3 separate regions of the Homo sapiens genome follow, and regions 1 and 3 are each linked to region 2. Evidence: chromatin contacts called from ENCODE Hi-C or POLR2A ChIA-PET data. All regions are on one chromosome and are shown on one strand. Each heading gives the region's core, a stretch centred on a gene start or an enhancer-like site at or near the end of the contact. The rest is flanking DNA. Distances are from core to core; before and after follow the strand shown. Region 1 holds the start of PPP1R15B (protein phosphatase 1 regulatory subunit 15B). Region 2 holds the start of MIR29B2CHG (MIR29B2 and MIR29C host gene). Region 3 holds the start of ATF3 (activating transcription factor 3).

Region 1 (2,700 bases), core at 168-2,667, 3.4 Mb after region 2:
ACATGTATGTACGCAGCACTGCCCAACTTTTACATAAGATCTCAGGTTGATGGTCTACATAGTACTGAACAATAGGAGAACCCTGAAATATCTGTCAGGCTGGGCGCAGTGGCTCACGCCTGTAACCCCAGCACTTTAGGAGGCCGAGGCGGGCAGATCACTTGAGCTGAGTTTGAAACCAACCTGGGCAACACGACGAAACCCTGTCTCTATAAAAATATGCAAAAATTGGCCGAGCACGGTGGCTCACGCCTGTAATCCCAGCACTTTGGGAGGCTGAGGCGGGCGGATCACAAGGTCAGGAGATCGAGACCATCCTAGCCAACATGGTGAAACCCTGTCTCTACTAAAAATACAAAAAATTAACTGGGCGTGGTGGCACACGCCTGTAGTACCAGCTACTAGGGAGGCTGGGGCAGGAGAATCGCTTGAACCCGGGAGGCGGAGGTTGCAGTGAGCCGAGATTGCGCCACTGCACTCCAGCCTGGCGACAGAGTGGGAATCCGTCTCAAAAAAAAAAAAAATTTAGCTGGGCGTGGTGGTGCGAGCCTGTAGTCCCAGCTCCTCGGGAGGCTGAGGTGGGAGGCTCACTGGAGCCCAGGAGGTTGAGGCTGCAGTGAGCCGAGATCGCACTACTGCACTCCAGCCTGGGCGACAGAGCTAGACCCTGTCTCAAATAAATAAATAATAAAAATCTAAGACTACGATAACCCTACAGTTGGCCCGCGGGGCATTCAACCTTCCATGGATTGAAAATATTCGGGAAAAATAAAGATAATAAAACATAATACAAATAAATACAGTATAACAACTAGTTCCATAGCACTTGCATTGTATTAGGTATTATACTTAATCTAGGGGATGGTTTAAATATCTGGGAAGGTGTATGCAGGTTATATGCAAACACTATACCATTTTACATAAGGGACTTGACCGTCTGCGGATTCTGGTGTCTACGGGGTCCTGGAACTAATCCCCATTTCATGAGAGGGGATGACTGTACACACGTCAGTGTGTATTAGGCCATCAAAACGCCTCCGGGAAATTCTCGGGTTATTTTGAAAACCCCTCCCCTCCCCAAGACCTTTAACCTAGAGGGCTGTTGGGGCGGTCTCCTAGGAGACCACACAGAAACGACTGCGCATGCGTGCATTCCCCCCCCCCCCCCCCCCCCCCCCCCCGCCCCGGCTGATGCAACCTCACGCTGCCGTGCGGCTCTACCTCGAGTAAGGAAGCCGACAGGGAAATCTGGCAAAACCAATCGGCGGCCACACGGAAGTGGGCGGAAAGGCCCGCCCCCCGGGGATTTTGCGAGTGACGTTGGGCGGCGCGGCGCTAGGGACGTAGACGCCCAACAGTCCTGCGTCTCTTCCGGCGTCTAGGGGGGTGTCCTGCCGGCGCGCGGGCCCTGCGGCCATTTTGGGCTTCGCTTCCACCGCACCAGCCGGCCTACCCAGTCCTTCCGGTATCGCGTTGCTCAGGGGCTTTTCAACCCTCTGTCAGTCGGAAAACCATCGCCGAGGCCGTGGGGGGACTCCTATCCATGGTGTTGAAGCGTCGAGCCGACTAGGGAACCTCCTTCCCCGCCAGGATGGAAGTCGCATCAGTCGCCGCCTATTGCGCGGGCTGTTCTTCCCTGTGTTCTGCCGCCCGCTGCCGCATTCGCTGCCCTCTGTGGCTTTTCTGCTGGCTCGAAGATCGGCCTGGAGCAGCGACGCCACCGCTGGGCAAGGCCGAGACTCTGTAGGCTTCCTCCGAATCCCGTCGACCTCCAGCCGCTGAGCGCCGCGGCCCTACCTGAGAGACTGTCAAGAAAAAGGAGATGGAGCCGGGGACAGGCGGATCGCGGAAACGGCTTGGCCCTCGGGCGGGCTTCCGGTTCTGGCCACCCTTTTTCCCTCGGCGATCGCAAGCAGGCTCTTCTAAGTTCCCGACGCCTCTTGGCCCGGAAAACTCCGGGAACCCCACACTGCTTTCCTCTGCCCAGCCCGAGACTCGGGTCAGTTACTGGACGAAACTGCTCTCCCAGCTCCTTGCGCCGCTCCCCGGATTGCTTCAGAAGGTGCTAATTTGGAGCCAACTTTTCGGTGGAATGTTTCCGACCAGATGGCTAGATTTTGCTGGAGTCTACAGCGCCCTGAGAGCCCTGAAGGGACGGGAGAAACCAGCCGCCCCCACAGCGCAGAAATCTTTGAGTTCGCTGCAGCTCGACTCCTCAGACCCCTCGGTCACCAGTCCCCTTGATTGGCTAGAGGAGGGGATCCACTGGCAATACTCGCCCCCAGACCTAAAATTGGAGCTTAAGGCCAAGGGAAGTGCTTTGGACCCTGCAGCACAGGCTTTTCTCTTAGAGCAGCAGCTGTGGGGAGTGGAGCTGTTGCCCAGTAGCCTTCAATCCCGTCTGTACTCTAACCGGGAACTTGGCTCTTCGCCCTCTGGGCCTCTAAACATTCAACGCATAGACAATTTCAGTGTGGTATCCTATTTGCTGAACCCTTCCTACCTGGACTGCTTTCCTAGGCTAGAAGTCAGCTATCAGAACAGTGATGGAAATAGCGAGGTAGTCGGCTTCCAGACACTAACCCCAGAGAGCAGCTGCCTGAGAGAGGACCATTGTCATCCCCAGCCGCTGAGTGCAGAACTCATTCCGGCCTCGTGGCAGGGATGTCCACCTCTTTCTACGGAAGGCCTACCAGAAAT
Region 2 (2,700 bases), core at 45-2,544:
AGCAACAGCCGTGCTGCAGCAGAGAGAGAGAGAGAAATCAAGAAACAAGTCATAGCAACACCGGGCACCAGGTTCTGCCAGCTCACTTGCTGAGCGTTCAGAGATCTGTCAGGGCCAGAGGCCTCTGGGTAGCCTAGGCTAGGAGATGACACGCAAGGTGGCACGGGCGGTTCCCGTGGGGAGGAGGTGGGGTGGTGGTGGGGGGCAGGGGTGGGAGCAAGAGGTTGTGGGGCGACGGTGGAGGGTTTGATGGGACCAAATTCTGGAACATTCGGGACTGCGGCACCTTACGGCGGGACCAAGATTTGGGTCTGCGCAGGCGGCGATGGGTGGTCCGACGGGCTTCAGGACTTGATGGCGTAACCCCCTTCTTCCCCCACGTATGTATTTGCTGGGATCAGGGGCGCTGTCTCTGTGTATGTGGGTGCTCTGTCTTTCTCACCTTCTTTCTCGATTTTTGCTATTTATTTCTCTGAGGGAGGGTTTTTTCCCACTTTAATTTCTTTTCCCTAGTGTCAGCTGCTCAAGCCTGACCAGGGTAGAGGTGAGAGGAGTGAACCATCCCCTGCTTCCCACCTGACCTCCCAGCTTTTACCCTATTTCCTTCTAGTGGACAGACAGACTGGTTCTCCAAGTTGTTTGGGTGTCAGCGTCCATCTGTCTGTCCGTGCAGGTCTTATGTGGAAGGTAAGGGAGTGAGAAGTGCCGAAAGGAAGACAGAGGGACAGTTTTTTCCCAGGGGTTGCCTTATTGAAAGGTCTGGCCCTGGGATTCTGAGGCTGGTGGGGAGCCGAGTGGCCAGGGTGGGGTGTGGGCTGGGAGAAGTGGGGTAAAGCTGGTAGGTTTGTCACTGCGTAGTTGGGAAAAGTGGGGAATGGTGACGCAGTCACTGTTGCATCTGGTTAGGAGCTCTATGGGGACAGGTAGTGAGGCTCCTGGGGTCTCTGTGGCCAGCTGAGAGGGGTTAAGGATGAGCTAAGAAGGGAAGCTAGCATTTAGAGATTAAATGTCATCCTTTTGGCGTTGGAAAGTTGTTTACCTTGCGCTCTCTGTGTCTCCATGTTGGCTCCCTTCCAGTTCACATGTGATGGCCTTCCCTGTACTGCTGCATCATTAACTAAGTGACTGAGCTGGCCTTCCATTGGCCAGGGGAGGGCTCTCCCTCCAGACACTTCCTCTGATTGGTGGGTGGGCCAATGGCAGGTGAAAAGCTTTTTTTGATTGGCTCAGGGCAGGGTATCAAATCTGAATTTGCATTTCACTTGCTTAAAGGGGAGCGGGGAGAAGCCCAGCAGCTTTCTAAAATCTCTTTAGGGGTGTGCGTAGGCTCCTGTGTCTATGCCTGCTTTTGACTGCCCAGTTGAAGCCTCTTCCTATGCCTTTTAAAATTTCACGCACTATAAGGAGGAAGAGCTCAGGGCTCCCAAAACTTTTTATTTAGAGGGAAGAATGCTAGGGAGATGGGTATGCAGAGGGTTGACCAAATTGGAAGAAAATATTTATTCTGTAGTTTGGTGTTGGAAAAGGGAATTTTCCAATCAGCCACACCTCAGTGTTGCGGCAAAATAATTCTTGGCTCCCCTGGAAACGCATGGGCAAGGTAGGGCAGAGCTGCTGCTGCTGATACTGCCACCACCCTGGGCTTCCTGCTGACTCTGGGCTACTCCCTGGGGACAACAGATTTGCATTGACGTCCGGGGCTGTCCAGAGGCCCTCAAGAGCCAGTTGTGAGCTGAGCCCAGTATGGGAAAGATCTACCTTCTGGAAGCTACTACTACGTGGTGCTTGGAAAGGTGAGGATGGGGGACTGACCCCAGGAAATTGCTCGAAACTCCGCATCTGGTGGGATTTCCAGAAAAGTCAGTGGGAGACGGGAGGTTTGGAGGCCCCGGGTTAGAAAGGTTTGTCAGTCTAGGGAATGAGGAGAATCAGAATAAAACTAGGGCAGCAGGCTGTCCGCCTTTGGTTGGGGGAGGGAGGCCTCGAAAAATCAGGGTCCCGGCTCTCTAACCTGTCTTTGTCGCAGGTCTCACGTTTGTGGGGAGGGGGTTTACCAAGCCCTGCGCCATGCGCAGTGGCCCCCACCCGTGACTGCGCATCTGGAAGCGCAGTGCGCCCTGGGTCTCTGGCCTAGGACGAGCACCGCCCTTCTTATTACATAACTGAGGGCATGGCACGCGCCTTCTCGGCCCTTCCTTGCAACCCTACCTTCTTGCTCCCCAGGGCCCATAGAGCTGGGGAGGGTCTGACTGGGTAGCAGTGAAGGACTGCAATCCCTGGGAGGGCTAACTCTTGTCTAGTTACTGGCAGGAGCCAAGCTTGAGGACAAAAGTGGTGGTTTTCTAGCCTCATCTTGGGGAAGAGGCTACAGAACATCCTTCTGAGTGCCCCATACCACCTATGGCCCCTAGGGCCTCTCTGGTGGAGGGGGTGGCACCCTTCTTTCACTCATGTCCCATCTGATTTTTGAGAGGATGTTTCTGAAGGAAAAGATGTGATGATTATCGGGGGCTTGGTTGGGAGGTAGTTTTGACAGTTTACTCCCCTTGTCACTGGCTTCCCCTCTTTTCCCTGGGTGGGTTTATGATCTTTCTGGACTCCTCTGATGAGCTGCCATTTTGGAGCCATTTCTGCTGGTCTCCGACATGGTGGCGTTGGTTTTTCTGTCCTGCTGTGCCAGTTCCGCAGAGTGGGCGGGGG
Region 3 (2,700 bases), core at 121-2,620, 4.8 Mb before region 2:
GGAGAACGAATCCAGTGGAAAGAAAGCTGGTGAGGGAAAAGATGCCCTGCAGAAAAGTCCCCTTTCCCCCACTGTCTGGACACTGGTGAATGACATTAGATAGAGACCCACCCCATTCAAGTCCCCTCACTGGCTCCTTTTCTCCCCACTACACCACTCCAAAATCTGAAAATCTCCAGACAGAAAGGACCTTAGTAGTTATCTGGTCCAACCACTGCATTGTGCCCTCCAACACGCAGAGGGGGCCGGTACTGCCCATGTGCCCTTATTTCCCGGCTCCGCATACTGAGGCCCAACGACATCGATTGCAGTGTAAGCGCTCAGAGTCCTGGCACTAGACCACAAAGCCATTCTCTCAAATATCTGCACAAGTGGCTCCACACCCTCGCTTCCCCGCCACGGTGGGTCTCCCGCGGACCCGCCGAAGGAAAAGCCAGAGTGAGAGTCCCAGGTGTGTGGGAGTCCCGGGCTCGGGGTCCGGACACCAGCCGTTGCCGGGAGCCCTCCCCGTCTTCCGCCCCGGGACAGCGCGACACCAGCGCTCGCCACTTCCAAGCTTATCCCAGCTAACTTTTTCTCGGGGTTGCCTTCACGGTCCTGCCGCCAGTGCTGCGGGGTACCCAGGGCGACCCCCAGCGGCCGCGCCCGGGACGCCTCCCGCCCTCTCGCCCCTTCCCCATTCATTCCTCTCGGCGCGTGGGGCAGCCCTCCCGCAAGCCTCCGGCCTTCGTGCCTCTCTGCGCCCCCCCCCCCCCACCCGGGAAGGATCGGCTCCCACAGTGCCGTGTCTCGAAGCGAGGGATGGAGCGGGACGGCGAGCGAGGCAGCCTCGGACACCCCAACGCACCCGCCCACCCACCTTACGCCCTCTCCCAGCCGGGCAAGCCAGCGCCGTCGGCGGAGAGAAGCGGCGCTCGAGGCTGGCGGCAGAGTGGACGCCCGACCTCCGTCACCAGGAACCTTTCGCGCCCCAAGTCAAAAGAGAAAGTTAGTTCTTTCGCTTTGCGGGAAACTTTTCGAAGCGCCGAGGAGCAGCGGTGGCTTAGAAGAAGTTTAAGCCAGAGTTATTTCCAAGCCGGAGGCTGGGGGCGCGGATCCGGGGTGGGTCAGGGGTCGGCGGACTGGTTACTTAGAGGGGCGCGAAGGGAATGAAGGCGAGCAGCCCTCGTCGCGCTCACTCCCTCGGCTTCCAGCGCTCACCTCCAGGCTCCGCTCGGGGCGGCCAGGGTCGGGACGGGGTCGGGCGGGCTGTTTGTCTGGCCGGCGGGCGAGCACCGAGGACTCACGGCCGGCGCGCGGGCTGAAGGGTGCGCTCGGGCGGCGGCGAGAGAAGAGAGCTGTGCAGTGCGCGCCTGGCTGCGTGCGACTGTGGCTTGGAGAGCGTTGCATCACCCCTTTTATAGCCCTCAGGCTGGCGGCGCGGTCGTTTACTCCGTGTTGCCAGTCCCAGGCTGACGTAATGCTATTAATAGCTTCCCGGGAGAACCGGCCGAACGGAGCGGAGGAAGGGGGGTGGAGGAGGGGCCAAGGCGGGGCCGAAGGCGGGTGGAGAGAGGGGGCACTGGTGATGCAAGTTCGGGGAGGAGCCAGCCCAGGCGCGTTCCCCCAGCCTCGCTCACTGAGACACACACCAGCCCGCCCTCTCTCTCCATATCAGGACCGGAGCCGCCCGGGATAGCCGCCAGATGTGCGTACTCGCTGCTGCGTGTTCCAGGCATGACCAATGGTGCCCAAGCCAGCGGCATGACTCCACCGCGCTGGCATCTGTCCCTCCGCTAGGTTGAAGAGCGGGGGGGGCGGGGAAGGTGGGGAGGCGGGTCCCGGCCCCAGCCCAGACTAGGTGAGGCTGGGAAGCGGGCACGACCTTTCTCTAAAATGCGTGGTCATTTTCTGGAGCTTCAGGAAAATACCCCCTCCCCCACTGGCCTCCTACTTCTCTAGCAGGGGCGGAGTAGGGGCAGAAGCGTTAGTCTGTGGTGTGGGGAAGGTGTCCAAAGTCACCCTTCGGTGTATCCACGCCGTTACCCGCCGGGTGTGACCTCTGCGGCGGGGACCGCGAGAAGCCCGCCGGTTAACACAAAAGCGGAGGGCAGCCCTCGGCTGGCACCGTGCGCCCGAGCCCGCAGCCCCGGACACTCCACATGGACGCACACGCAGGACAGCTCCGGGCTCCGAAACTAGGGCGAGTGGTAGGACCGTATCGGTTCGATTTTTTTTTTTTTACAATCACAAAGCGTTTGAAATTGACAAGAACATGTCAGTGAAACCAACAAGAGCGTGAAAAGATCGGAGTCCAGGAGGAATCAGAGGCAACCCGGTGGGAGGGTAGGAGGGGGCGGAAGCCAGCGGCCAGGAGGAGGGGGAAAGAGAAGGTGCTTTGGGGTCCGCGAACCTGCCCAGGCCTGGGGGTCGCCCCGCTCTCAGGCAATATTTAGGGAAAACCCATGTTCAGCTTTCACGTGTTCTTCTGCTCCCAGAGCCGATTGGACTGGGACCGGACGGCCCGGAATGGGGACGCAATGACCACAGGCGGAACCCGCAGCAGAAATCCCCTCTGCCCTCAAGCCAGGGTGGCGGGAAAGGCGGGGCCCCGTGGTCCGAGATTCGAGCTGAGACCTCAGCAGAACTGGGTTTGAACCTTAAAAACGATTTCCTGGTTCTTATTCCCCGACCCCAACAATTTCTGCTCAGAGAGCGGCA

The links. Hi-C counts contacts between places; a loop is a spot of excess contacts on that map. ChIA-PET counts read pairs that join two places held with the same protein, here RNA polymerase II (POLR2A). Pooled maps may share reads with other maps.
Region 1: a map of B cell shows a loop between it and region 2 (21-fold over the local background). The contact joins the promoter of PPP1R15B here to the promoter of MIR29B2CHG in region 2. A Hi-C loop is called at or near these places in 2 of 168 maps with a recorded cell type or tissue (B cell and ascending aorta) and 6 of 50 pooled maps. POLR2A ChIA-PET finds 5 or more read pairs at or near these places in 1 of 52 experiments (K562).
Region 3: a map with no recorded cell type shows a loop between it and region 2 (10-fold over the local background). The contact joins the promoter of ATF3 here to the promoter of MIR29B2CHG in region 2. A Hi-C loop is called at or near these places in 1 of 168 maps with a recorded cell type or tissue (mammary epithelial cell), 1 of 37 single-sample maps with no recorded cell type and 9 of 50 pooled maps.

Annotation. Positions count from the first base shown.
Region 1 is chr1:204,410,534-204,413,233 of GRCh38, reverse strand. It overlaps PPP1R15B (protein phosphatase 1 regulatory subunit 15B), which reads left to right and starts at 1,417. Exons shown (of 2, transcript NM_032833.5): 1 at 1,417-2,700. The coding sequence starts at 1,823. RefSeq lists enhancers at 1,130-1,179, 1,190-1,889, 2,150-2,299, 1,606-2,440 and a silencer at 1,225-1,671.
Region 2 is chr1:207,821,297-207,823,996 of GRCh38, reverse strand. MIR29B2CHG (MIR29B2 and MIR29C host gene) reads left to right here and starts at 1,294. Exons shown (of 6, transcript NR_135299.1): 1 at 1,294-1,793. LOC148696 (a long non-coding RNA gene) reads right to left here. Exons shown (of 1, transcript NR_026817.1): 1 at 1,401-2,700. RefSeq lists a silencer at 1,104-1,283 and an enhancer at 1,424-1,603.
Region 3 is chr1:212,607,431-212,610,130 of GRCh38, reverse strand. ATF3 (activating transcription factor 3) reads right to left here and starts at 1,370. Exons shown (of 4, transcript NM_001674.4): 1 at 1,201-1,370. RefSeq lists silencers at 549-728, 739-878, 1,499-1,708 and enhancers at 989-1,048, 787-1,744, 1,745-2,700.